Linked DNA regions of Homo sapiens: regions 1 and 2 are each linked to region 3. A link is a contact called in ENCODE Hi-C or POLR2A ChIA-PET data. All regions are on one chromosome and are shown on one strand. The core of a region is the stretch at or near the end of the contact, and the rest is flanking DNA. Distances in the headings are between cores, read along the strand shown.

Region 1 (4,106 bases), core at 1,333-3,832, 160 kb after region 3:
GGTCAACATGGTGAAACCCCATCTCTACTAAAAATATACAAAAATTAGCTGGGCATGGTGGCACATGCCTGTAATCCCAGCTACTCAGGAGGCTGAGGCAGGAGAATCACTTGAACCCGGAAGATGGAGTTTGCAGTGAGCCGAGATTGCCCCCACTGAACTCCAGCTTGGGCAACAAGGCAAGACTCTGTCTCAAAAACAAAAACAAAAACAAAAACAAACAAACAAAAAAACAAGCAAAAGAAAGAATAAAGAGTGGAAGTCAATGAAAAAAAAGTGCATCAACGAAACCAAAAAGCTATTTCTTTGAGAAGATCAATACAATTGATAAACTGCTATCTGATTGTTCAGTTAAAAAAAAAGCCACAATTGCCAGTATCAGAAATGAGAAAGATGACATCACCTCATACTTCACAGATGTTGAAAGGATAAAGGAATATTATGAACAACTTTATGCTAATAAATTCAACAACTTATATGCGATGGGCAATTTCTTGAGCGATACAAACTACATACATTCAGTCAAGAATAAAATAAACTCAGCAGTTGTATATCCATTAAATAATTCAACCACATATAAAAATGATAATACATCATGACCACGTGGGCTTTATCCCAAGAACACAAGATTGATTTAACACTTTAAAATCAATCATTATACTCTATCATATTAATAGATCATCACGCAAAAAGATTCTCAATAGATGCAGAAAAAACAAAATCCAACTTTCATTCCTGATTAAAAAGACTCTCAGCAAACAAGAGAAAGGATAGTCTTTTCAACAGTCTGGAAAAAACTGATTATCCACATACACAAAAAATAAACATTGAATCATATCTCATACTATAAACCCAAATAAACTTAAAATAGGTAATAGACCCAAATGCAAACCTTTAAAACTCTAAAACCCTTGTGACTTTGGGTGAGGCAAAGATTTCTTATATATGACACCAAAAGCAGGATCCATAAAAGAAAAACATAAATTGGATTTCCTCAAAATTAAAAAATTCTGCTCTTTGAAAAACTGTTAAGAGAATGAACACACAATCCAAAGGCTTGGAGAAAGCATTTACAGATCACATATCTGATAAAGGACTTGTATCCAGAATATGCAACAAACTCCCAAACTCAATAATAAGAAAATAAACAACCCAATTAAAAGTGAGTAAAAGATTTGAACTCAACGCTTACTACAGGAGATGGAGAATAAACAGATGAAATGATGCTCAACATCATTGGCCAACAGGGAAACGCAAATTAAAACCACAGTTCCATCTATCACCACACACCTATTAGAGTATTTGAAATTAAAAAGACAAACCATACCAAGTGCTGGGGAGGATGTGGAATGTAAAACCATACAATCGCTTTGGCAGTTTCTTAAAAAGTTTCACATATGGCTACCGTGGCATCCAGCCACTCCACTCCTAGACATCTATTCAAGAGAAAGAAAAGCATTCATCCAAAGACTTGTGCACAATGTTCGGATCAGCTTTATCTGTAAGAGCCAACACCAGAAACAACCCAAATGCCCACCAGCAGGTGAATGGACACAAACTGTGGTACATTCATACACTGGAGTACCATGCAGCTGTAAAAGAAATACGCATTGACAAACCAAATGACGCAGGCAAATCTCAAAAATAATTGTGCTGAGTGAAAGAAGCTACACAAAAAGTACATATTATATGATTCCATTTGTGCAAATCATAGGAAATGCAAAGTAATCAGTAGTGACAGAATGCAGATCAGTGCTTGCCTGGGGATGAGGGAGGGCAGGGAGAGATGACCAAGAGGGAACCCGGGGTGTTCACTATGCTGATTGTGGTGATGGTTTCACAGGAGTATCCGAGTGTTAAAACGTACCAAATTGAAATATGTGGCTTACCGTCTGTCAATTACACCACAATAAGGCTACTTTTTGAAAACCATGAGGATGGCTCAGGTCCGGCTCAAATGCCCCCACCCTGCGTTCCTTCCTTGGGATGTCAGACGCTGGAGCTGGAGCAGAAGGGGACCTAGATGGGCGGAGATCTAGCCCTACTCACCCACTGGCCACGGGGTAGGCGAGGGACGCTCAGCAGGGGCTTCCCGCAGACCCAGGGTCTTCAAGCCCCAGAAGTCCTGATGCCAGAGGGAAGAGGGGATTTGCCCAGAGTGAGGGGCAGGGGCTGGACCCACAGCCCCTCCCGGCGCGCAGACCCCGCCCCCACCCATAACCACGCCCTCAGCCCCCACCACCTCGTCCTCAGCCCCACAACCACGCCCCCAGCATGCCACAATTACTCCCACAACCCGCCCACAGCCCCTGCGACCTGGGTCTTAGTACCAGCTCCATCTAAAGCCGCACCACCGGCCCCTCCCATGCCCCTCCCATGCCCCTCCCCCATCTCTTCCAGGCCCCGCCCTGCCGCAGAACCCGCCCTCAAGCCCCGCCCCCGCCTAACCACAAATCCCGTTCCGGTCTCCTTACATGCCCCGCCCCTTCCCCGCCCCCGCGGGGAATCGACACAGCCTGTCTCCGCCTTTCGCCCCGCCCCCTCCAGGCCCCGCCCCACCCCGCCCCTCGCCCGCGCAGGCCGGAGTCGCGGCCTCCCCAGCTAGTGGTCGCGGGCGCGGTCGCAGGGGCAGCGGGGTGGCCGCCGCGCCAGGCGTGGAGCTGGGTCTGGCGGGCTCCGAGAGGCCCGGGAGCGGCGCGCAGAGCAGCCTCCGGCCGCCGCCGCGCAGGTAAAGCCCCCGCCCAGCCCTGGGAGCGTGGATTCCCACCCACCCCATGACCATCCCCCCGCCGCGAGTGCTGGGGTCTCGGGGGTCCCAGGTTCCGGGGGTCCTAGGGCCGGAGGGTCTAAAGGCTGGAGGTCCTGGGGGTCCGAGCCTCTCCCGGCCGGCTCCGCGCGCGGCCCCGCCGTCCACGCCCAGCGCGGGCCGCGCGCACAGGGCTTGGCTTCTCTGTTTTCTCGGTTTCCTTCTTCAGGCAGTTGAAAGAAAAGGCGCGGTTCTGTGCCCGGTGCGAGCCGCGGCTCCTTTAGGGCTGGCAGGGAAGGGCTTGCTGGGTTATGACAGTTTTTAGGGGTTGTCGGAGTCAGCCAGGCGTTGGCTGCTGGAGTAGCCCCTGGCGCGCGAGCGCCCGCTGGTGCCCGGCCACGTGCCCAGCTTGACCCGCGCTCCAGGTTCGGGAGAAGCTGCAGCCGTCACCGTCCTCCTGGCGTCCACCCTGAGGAGGGAGGGGCTGGGTGGTCCAAGCCGCCGCCACTCCGCCGCCCGGCCTTTGGTCCCCAGCGGTGCTGTAGGTGGCCAGGGGTGGCCGCAGTGACCACCCACTGGGCCATGCGGAGCCCCCTGGCAGTGCCAGCTCCCTGCACTTGTGGGACGCTCCTCCCGGGCGCATTGGGAGTCTCCAGAAGTAAGTTACAGGCAGAGCTGTTTAAGGAGGCGTGCTCCCCACCCCAGACCCTTCAGTGGGCCCTCAACACCCTCCCCACCAGTGGACGCGTTTCCCAGGTGACCGCAGCCGGCAGTGCTGACCACCCTCCCTCCCTCTCCGCTCCCTCCTGCGTCTTCCCTTTCAGAGCTGCCAGAGTGGACTGCACTGCTTCTCCCAGCGGGGCAGGATGGCGGTTTCATGTCTGGTTGGATAAGGCCTTGCCTGCGGAAACCAGCTCCATCCCCAGGCCCTAGCAGAGGCTCGCGTGTCCCCGTCCCCAGGTCAGGTCAGGATGGGCACCGTGCGCCCACCTCGCCCCTCGCTCCTGCTGGTCTCCACCCGGGAGTCTTGTCTCTTCCTCCTCTTCTGCCTGCACCTGGGCGCCGCCTGCCCACAGCCCTGCCGGTGCCCTGACCACGCAGGGGCTGTGGCTGTCTTCTGCAGCTTGCGGGGCCTTCAGGAGGTCCCCGAGGACATCCCGGCCAACACCGTGCTCCTGAAGCTCGATGCCAACAAGATCTCCCACCTCCCGGACGGGGCCTTCCAGCACCTGCACCGGCTCAGGGAGCTGGATCTGTCTCACAACGCCATCGAGGCCATCGGCTCCGCCACCTTCGCGGGCCTGGCCGGGGGCCTGCGGCTGCTGGACCTGTCTTACAACCGCATCCAGAGGATCCCCAA
Region 2 (4,117 bases), core at 903-3,402, 210 kb before region 3:
ATGCAGGGACCTACACAGGACTTGGGTGGGCCCCGTGGGAAATGCCCTTTTCCTCTCTTCAGATTGAGATCAATGATGGGTCTGGGCGCCTGCCTGCCGGCTTTCACACAGGGCTGCTCTGTCCTAGGGGCCTTGTTCTTGGGTTTGCCTGCCAGGTGCGCAGGAGCGGGAGAGGTTGAGCAGTGGCCTCACTGCTGGGCCATCACCTGCTGTAAGGAAAAGGACAAGTGAAACCGAGGGAACAGCTTTGAAGTGACTTTTTCTGTCCTTCGTAGAACAGTCTTCTGAGGCCGCGCTCCGGATTCAGTCCTCCGACAAGGTCACGAGCATCAGTCTGCCTGTTGCGCCTGCGTACCACGTGATCGAATTTGAACTGGAAGTTCTCTCTTTACCTTCAGCCCCAGCACTCGGAGGGGAGAGTGACATGCTGGGGATGGCAGAGCCCCACAGGAAGCATAAGGACAAACAGAGAACTGGCCGCTGCATGGTTACCACAGACCACAAAGTGAGTAGGGACAGTGGAGGAGCTTAGCTTGTGGGGCGTCCGCCGCCCGCCTGCCTGCTGGGAAAGGCGATGTAGCGATGCCTGCTGTTAGCCTGGCTCCTTCTGATTCCCGATGCCCTGGGCATGTGTTTAGCAGTTCTGTCTGTCTGTGAATCACCCTTTCTTAGATAAGGGGTGCATTTTTTGCAAGGGCAGAGACAAGCCAGCTCTACCTTTCCCTCTCAGTTCCAGGGGCCAGGGAGTTTGCTGTAAGAGGTTAGGGCCGGCTTAGGCATGAGGGGCGTAAAACTTGGGTCATGTCCATTAGACCGGTGACGAGGCCAGAGGAGGTCTGTGTCGTGTGTGCCTCGGTGTCTGTCCACTGAAACTCATAAGCTCAGCCACGGAGGAGCTGTCTCATTTTAGGCTTTGGTGCTGGTACTTACTGACAGTTACTTGAGAAAGATGTGATTTCGGTCCCAGAGCCACAGGATATCAGCTCATGGAATGTGTCGCTGCATCATGTTACTCAGGGTGTGCCCAAGTCTCGTAGCCCAGAAATCAATCCTGAGGGCCCTGAAACAGCCCAGGGGCCGCAGTATACGCCCAAGAGCAGCGGGGGCAAAGGGCAAGGCATGCCGTCTTTCCAAAGCACGGAGTCACCAGACAAGTCCACGCCTGAAGACGAATGTTGTAATGTTCAGCTTTTGAAGAACCTGAGGAAGTGTCTTTCCCTTAACTCACACAGACGTTCACCATTCACGAAGGTGGCGCTTAGCTCAGCAGGAGCGCGCAGCACTGGTGGCACCTGTGCTATGTGCCGTGTTATCCCGCTCTTCCCTGGCGCTGGTGGCACCTGTGCTGTGTGCCGTGTTATCCCACTCTTCCCTGGCGCTGGCGGCACCTGTGCTGTGTGCCATGTTATCCCACTCTTCCCTGACACTGGCGGCACCTGTGCTATGTGCCGTGTTATCCTCTCTTCCCTGGCGCTGGCGGCACCTGTGCTGTGTGCCGTGTTATCCCACTCTTCTCTGGCGCTGGCGGCACCTGTGCTGTGTGCCGTGTTATCCTCTTTTCCCTGGCACTGGCGGCACCTGTGCTGTGTGCCGTGTTACCCCGCTCTTCCCTGGCGCTGGTGGCACCTGTGCTATGTGCCGTGTTATCCTCTCTTCCCTGGCGCTGGTGGCACCTGTGCTATGTGCCGTGTTATCCTCTCTTCCCTGGCGCTGGTGGCACCTGTGCTGTGTGCTGTGTTATCCTCTCTTCCCTGGCGCTGGTGGCACCTGTGCTATGTGCCGTGTTATCCTCTCTTCCCTGGCACTGGCGGCACGCACGCTGTGTGCTGGGGTATTCACCTCTTCCCTGTGGGGAATAAGGCTTGAGACTTGCTTCCTTCCTGCCCTTAAGGGATGTAATAGCTTTGTCCTCACTGTGCCCCTAAACTGATTTGGTTTTCAGTTACATATTCAGCCTCACATGGATTAAATGCTTAGATAATTCATTAACTATGGAGTAGTTACTGATTGGCTAATGTCATCTGGAAATACATGACTGAAAGCACTTTGTCAAAACCCTGTGCACATTGCAACATGCATGGCTCCGCGGCCCTGCGTGTATGGGAGCAGCAGGTGGGTCTGCTGCTTAGAGGACGGCTGTGCTCTTCCGCCGTTGAGGTGACTCTGGTGATGTGTGCATGTCTTGCCAGTTCTGCGTTCGTTTCTCTTGTCTGTATGCATAGCTTCCTGTTTCTCGTTGGTTTGTGTATGTGTTGGGTAAGGCTTTGCTTCCTGGATAATGAGTGGTTGAAGCCATAATAAAATGTCTAGGGCGTGGGCGGGCACTGCAGGTGAGTCTGGGCAGCAGTGGTGGTGGCTGTGCTGTCCGTCGGCGAGTGGTCTGAGAGTGTCTTTGTGCTTCCTCCTCAGGTGTCGATTGACTGCCCGTGGTCCATCTACTCCACAGTCATCGCACTGACCTTCAGCGTACCCTTCAGGACCACACACAGCCTCCTGTCCTCAGGAACACGGTAACGGAGGCGTAGCGTGCGGGCCCTGGCTTCTTTCCCCAGACTCTTCTAAGTGGAGGTTCCTAATGTTCAAAACTGGCCTTCGTGGTGACCAAGGATGTCTTCTTATGTGACCACAAGGCCATTGTTTGTGTCTTAAAATCCACAATTCCCTGGTGTCCTGTGACATCCAGTTCATATTCAGGTTTTCCCAACTGTCTGAAAATGACCTTTTATGGTTGCTTTGTGTGACTTGGGGTCCAAAATCTCCATCAGACCACTAGATCTCTGTTCATCCTTTCTTCCCTGTTTTCAAGCCATCGACTTGTTCACTTGCAGGCCAGGTTTCCTCTGGACGCCCGCCTTTCTGGATCTGGCTGGATTTGTTAACTAGTTCTCCTGTCCCTGTATTTCTTGTCAATTGCCTGCAACCTCTAGAACAGGAGCTTTTAAGCTCAGCATTAGTGACATTTTGGGCTAGATAACTCTGTTGTAGGGGCTTTCCTGTGTGCTGTAGGGTGTTGAGCAGCACCCCAGGCTCTCCCATGAGATGCCAGTAGCACTCCCCACCTGCAGGTGTGGCAGCCACAGATGTCTGTAGACACTGCCCAGTGTCCTCTGGGTGGGGCGGACGTGCCCCAGTGGAAAACAGCTGCCCTAAAGGCTTGAGTAGACTCCAGTTCTGCTTTGAGGCAGGCGGGGCTGTGTGCTTCCTGTTGACTGCACCGGGAGGCCCACGGTGTCCAGGTGTCCTACCTTAGTGACGGTGCTAGCGTTGATCAATGGGCTCGGGATGCTAGCCTGGCCTCTCACCACAACTTTTTATCCATTGATGATGTGTGGATAATTTGGAAACAAAAACGTCAGACCCATGTTTAGAATGGAACATTATACTAGCAGCTTTTTTCCCCTTCAAATCACAGCAAAGGGAACTGTAGATATTAATAGTTAAAAACATCAATAATCTCTAAAAGAACCTTATTAAAAAATTATTTTTCAGCCGGGCGTGGTGGCTCATGCCTGTAATCCCAGCACTTTGGGAGGCCGAGGCAGGCGGATCACGAGGTCGGGAGTTCAAGACCAGCCTGACCAACATAGTGAAACCCCGTCTCTACTAAAAATACAAAAATTAGCCGGGCATGGTGGCGGGCGCCTGTAATCCCAGCTACTCGGGAGGCTGAGGCAGGAGAATCACTTGAACCTGGGAGGCAGAGGTTGCAGTGAGCTGAGATCGTGCCATTGCACCCCAGCCTGGGCGACAAGAGCAAGACTCTGTCTCAAAAAATAGTAACTATTATTAATATTTTCAAAGTTTTGCATGTAATGGAAATGGATATAAGCCCCGCCTATCATCTCTCAATGGAGAGTCTTCACCTGTAATGAGGAGGGCTGCTGCTGTCTCCCCGTGGCTCCCCAAAGGCCAGTGAGGGTGACCAGCCATGATCACTTAATAAGGCTGGTCAGAAACTATATTCTTTCTTCCATTGCCTCACAGAACTTGCCTCTTTAAAAACTTTTTTTATTTATTTTTATTTGTTATTTTTTTGAGATGGAGTCTCGCCCTGTCACCAGGCTGGAGTGCAGTGGCGTGATCTCAGCTCACTGCAACCTCCACCTCCCAGGTTCAA
Region 3 (4,237 bases), core at 1,677-4,176:
GGGCCCAGCGCTGGGTAATGGAGCTGCCCCTCTGGATGGGGTCCCCGGGTATAGCTGGAGAAATGAGCGACGGGCTCACAGCCTCTCCCGGGTGGCGGTCTTATTCTGCTGGCATCGTGGGGCCCGTGGCCCCATCCTGTGGGAGCATCAGGCTCCTGAGCAGAATAAGTAGCTGGCCCCGACCCCCCCACCCTGAAGGAGCCACCCGAGGAGGCAGAACTGCCATGAACTGCCATGGGGATGTGCCCTGGGCTTATAGGATGTGGTGAAGTACACAGGACAGGGTCCTCGGTCTGGCCTGTGCCATGGGGACCTTGGGCCTCAGTTTCCCCACCTTTGATGGAATACGGTGAAGTGCACAGGACAGGGTCCTCCCCAGACTGGCCTGTGCCATGGGGCCTCGGGCCTCAGTTTCCCCACCTTTGACTTAGAGGGAAGGTTGGATGGTGACTTCTTGTAACGATGGCCATGATTCTGTGGCTGCGGCGGGGGCGCACCTGGAGGTTCTCACCGTCACTCTGTCCCGCAGCACACCTTCGATGGCATCCTGCAGTGGGCCATCCAGAGCATGGCCCGTCCGGCGGCCCCCTTCCCCTCCTGACCCCAGATGGCCGGGACATGCAGCTCTGATGAGAGAGTGCTGAGAAGGACACCTCCTTCCTCAGTCCTGGAAGCCGGCCGGCTGGGATCAAGAAGGGGACAGCGCCACCTCTTGTCAGTGCTCGGCTGTAAACAGCTCTGTGTTTCTGGGGACACCAGCCATCATGTGCCTGGAAATTAAACCCTGCCCCACTTCTCTACTCTGGAAGTCCCCGGGAGCCTCTCCTTGCCTGGTGACCTACTAAAAATATAAAAATTAGCTGGGTGTGGTGGTGGGTGCCTGTAATCCCAGCTACATGGGAGCCTGAGGCATGAGAATCACTTGAACTCGGGAGGTGGAGGTTGCAGTGAGCTGAGATTGCGCCACTGCACTCCAGTCTGGTCGGCAAGAGTGAGACTCCGTCTCAAAAACAAAACAAAACAAAAAAACCACATAACATAAATTTATCATCTCGACCACTTTTCAGTTCAGTGGCATTCACATCTCATGTAACCATTGCCACCACCATCTGCAGAGCTGTTCCAGCTTCCTGAATGGAAACTCTGGCCCCATGAAACACTCACTCCCCATTCCCCTCCCAACCCCTGGCACCCTCCACTCTACTTTCTGTCTCTATGACTTCTCCAGGGACCTCATGGAAGTGGAATCACACAGTATCTGTCCTTTTGTGTCTGTCTTATTTTACTCAGCATGGTGGCCCCAAGGTTCATCCATGTTGTAGCATGTGCCGAAATCTGCTTCCTTTTTTAAGGCTGAGTAATATTCCAGCACATGGATGGACTGCATTGTGTTCATCTATGCTTTCCTCAGCAGACACCTGGGTGCTTCCACCTTTTGGCTGTTGTGAGTAATGCTGCTATGAATATGTGTGTGCAAATATCTGTGTGAGTCTTTGAGTAAAATCGCTGGATCACATGGTAATTATATTTTTAATTTTTTGAAGAACTGCCATCCTGTTTTCCACAGCAGCTACACCATTTCACATCCCCACCAACACTGCATGAGGGTTCCAGCCTCCCCATATCCTTGAAACAATTACTATTTTCTGCATTTTTCTTTCTTTTCTTTTCTTCTTTTTTTGAGACGGAGTTTCGCTCTTGCTGCCCAGGCTGCAGTGCAATGGCGCAGTCTCCACTCACTGCAACCTCTGCCTCCTGGCTTCAAGTGATTCTCCTGCCTCAGCCTCCTGCATAGCTGGGATTACAGGCGCACACCACCATGCCCGGCTAATTTTTGTATTTTTAGTAGAGACGGGGTTTCACCATGTTGGCTGGGCTGGTCTCGAACTCCTGACCTCAGACCTCAGGTGATCCACCCCCCCCCCCCCCCCCCACCCCACGGGCCTCCCAAAGTTCTGGGATTATGGGCGTGAGCCACTGCGCCCAGCCTGTGTTTTTCTTTTATAGTAGCCATCCTAATGGGTATGAGGTGGTACCTCATTGTGGCTAAACCATGTACGTTTAAGAATTTACACACACACACACACACACACACACACACACGTGATGAAGCTGTAAGAAAAGGGAGAGAATAATGACCCAAAATGTCAGCACAAGGATGCCTCAGGGGTAGACACAGGTGTCTTCTTAGCGCCTTTTAGCCCACGCATATGTGCTTGCGCAGTCTCTCGGTGTGTTTTCTAACATTTCACAATTAAATAAGGAGTAGTTGATATTCACAGCCACCATTTCCACCGTATATGTAGAGAAAAATGCTCAAATCCTAGCGATCAGCCCGCTGAGCTTTCACAAACCGAACACACCGTGCGGTCACGAGGCGGCTCTCCCGAACACCGGCTCTGCACCCCCAGGGCCCGGGGAACCAAGACTTCCCCAAGGGCCCAGCAAAAGTGAGGGAGGAGGGGAGGAAAGGAGGGAGAGGGAGGGAGGAGTGCTGGCTGCTTTCCGCCAGCGCCTCGTTTGGGTTTCGCTCTGCTGAGGCCTGAAGGCGCCCTGAGGGCCCCTGGGGGGCAGGGAGGGGCGGTGGCTGCGGCCGACAGCAAGGAACCTCCGGAGAAGCGAAGCCGGGCCAGACGTGCCACCGGGGCCTCGGCGCTGGCGAAGGGGCGCGTGCGGCCGCACTGGGGCCAGCCCCGCCCTGGTCCCCGGCCACATCCTCGAGACCACCGGGGTGGAGGGGGGGGTCTCACTGCTCAGGGCCCGCGTGACATTGCACAGGTTTAGAAACGCACAGCGGGAAGGTGGCCCCGGCGGGCCGAGGGCGCAGGATCCCTGCTCCGTCCAGGGTCCGTCCTGCGAGGAGGCGCCGGGGGCGGGCCCGGGGCGGGGCGGGCGGAAGGCGCGCGCGGGGCGGGGCGGGGACGGCGACGCGGCGCAGGCGGCGGGAGTGCGAGCTGGGCCCGTGTTTCGGCCGCCGCCATGGCCGCGGTGGACCTGGAGAAGCTGCGGGCGTCGGGCGCGGGCAAGGCCATCGGCGTCCTGACCAGCGGCGGCGACGCGCAAGGTGGGCGGGGGTCCCGGCCGCGTCGCGGCGCAGGGGGTGGAGGGCGCCTCCGCCCTGGCCTCTCCGGAGCGCCCGCCGAGCCCCGGGACCCGGGTCTCGGGCCGGCCCGGCCTCCCGCCCCGGCCTCCCGCCCCGGCCTCCTGCCCCGGGTCTGTCCCCCGCTCTTCCCCGGCGCGGTCTCCGGCCTACGTGCGGCCGGCCACGTTCTCGGCCTCCGCCTGGGTCTTGGCGCCGCCCGCGCCCTGCCCCGGGGGTGTGTCCGACTCTGGGCCGCGGGGCAGGACCTCCCGAGGAGTCCCCGAGGCCACGCGAGCGGAGGGCGCCGGTCCCGCCACCCCCAGAGCCTGGCCCTTCCTGGTTCTGAAGCGACCCGGGGACCCGGTGCCTCCCGAGGGCCGGCGCCAGGCTGCGGGCTTCCGGGACCTCCTCCCGGCTGGGCGGGGGCGGACTCACTCCCGGACCGCGCCTCCTCCTCGGGGCCCTCGCGGCCGCCTTCCTTGTGGGTCTAGCTGGGGAAGAGGGCGGTGGGGAGATGGGCTGCCCGGGGCATTGAGCAAAGCCCAGTTGTCACCCTTTTCGCAGGGGTACTGGGGAGGCCTCAGGTGGTGGGGACTGGGACTTGGCAGAGCTGGGTGGGGGTCCGGCCTGAGGGCGTGGTGTCCTCGCACGCTCCCTCCCGGAGGCCTGGTCCTGCCCACTGCCGGCCTCCAGTGTCTCTGGCCTGACATGTCCAGTGTGGCACCTGTGGCACAGGACGCCACCTACCCTACCCCTCAGGAGGAGAGAGGAGAGGATTTAGGAGACCAGAAGTGAGGTGCTGGGTTGGGAAGGGGCCCAGCCAGCACCCCAAGGCTGTGCAGCGGGGTCTGGTCTGTCTTTTAGAGTTCAGAAAATGGTTGAGAAAATGCGGACACACACCCCCACCCAGCTTCAGGCACCTGACCCTCCTTTTCCCTATCTGGAAGCCAGGAAGAGGCGAGAAGGAAGCCGGCCTTGAGTGGGACCAAGCCAGGGAGGCAGGAGTGGCTCGTGGGTGTCACTGTCTGAACCCCGGCCTGCAGAGGGGGCTCCTTCAGACCTGGCTGAGCCAGGCCTGTGGTGGCTGCCCACCCGCCCTTTTCACAGCTGTGGCAAGAGCGGGAGCTGCTGCTTGTTGCCGGCTACTGGCAGTGT

The links. A loop is a pair of places that touch in the nucleus more often than their neighbours do. ChIA-PET counts read pairs that join two places held with the same protein, here RNA polymerase II (POLR2A). Pooled maps may share reads with other maps.
Region 1: a map of sigmoid colon shows a loop between it and region 3 (7-fold over the local background). The contact joins the promoter of LRRC3 here to the promoter of PFKL in region 3. A Hi-C loop is called at or near these places in 2 of 168 maps with a recorded cell type or tissue (naive thymus-derived CD4-positive, alpha-beta T cell and sigmoid colon), 5 of 37 single-sample maps with no recorded cell type and 12 of 50 pooled maps. POLR2A ChIA-PET finds 5 or more read pairs at or near these places in 3 of 52 experiments (B cell, CD8-positive, alpha-beta memory T cell and HepG2).
Region 2: a pooled map shows a loop between it and region 3 (3-fold over the local background). The contact joins the enhancer-like site here to the promoter of PFKL in region 3. A Hi-C loop is called at or near these places in 3 of 168 maps with a recorded cell type or tissue (CD8-positive, alpha-beta T cell and breast epithelium) and 9 of 50 pooled maps. POLR2A ChIA-PET finds 5 or more read pairs at or near these places in 2 of 52 experiments (activated B cell and naive thymus-derived CD4-positive, alpha-beta T cell).

The regions. Positions count from the first base shown.
Region 1 is chr21:44,452,928-44,457,033 of GRCh38, forward strand. LRRC3 (leucine rich repeat containing 3) reads left to right here and starts at 2,583. Exons shown (of 2, transcript NM_030891.6): 1 at 2,583-2,728; 2 at 3,571-4,106. The coding sequence starts at 3,718. LRRC3-DT (LRRC3 divergent transcript) reads right to left here and starts at 2,357. Exons shown (of 4, transcript NR_047476.1): 1 at 2,317-2,357; 2 at 2,050-2,125. RefSeq lists an enhancer at 1,580-2,080 and silencers at 2,244-2,423, 2,512-2,941.
Region 2 is chr21:44,087,424-44,091,540 of GRCh38, forward strand. TRAPPC10 (trafficking protein particle complex subunit 10) reads left to right here. Exons shown (of 23, transcript NM_003274.5): 17 at 276-505; 18 at 2,410-2,510. Among named protein-coding and RNA genes, the nearest start is that of PWP2, 18 kb to the right of the region's middle. Within about 2 kb of position 2,153, at least 9 of the 41 ENCODE cell types and tissues checked have a DNase peak (open chromatin) inside an H3K27ac peak, as active enhancers do; they include CD8-positive, alpha-beta T cell, where a contact is called at or near this core.
Region 3 is chr21:44,297,127-44,301,363 of GRCh38, forward strand. PFKL (phosphofructokinase, liver type) reads left to right here and starts at 2,927. Exons shown (of 22, transcript NM_002626.6): 1 at 2,927-3,064. The coding sequence starts at 2,980. It overlaps AIRE (autoimmune regulator), which reads left to right. Exons shown (of 14, transcript NM_000383.4): 14 at 530-1,522. The coding sequence ends at 601. RefSeq lists enhancers at 453-512, 883-942, 1,273-1,382 and silencers at 2,480-3,149, 3,170-3,619.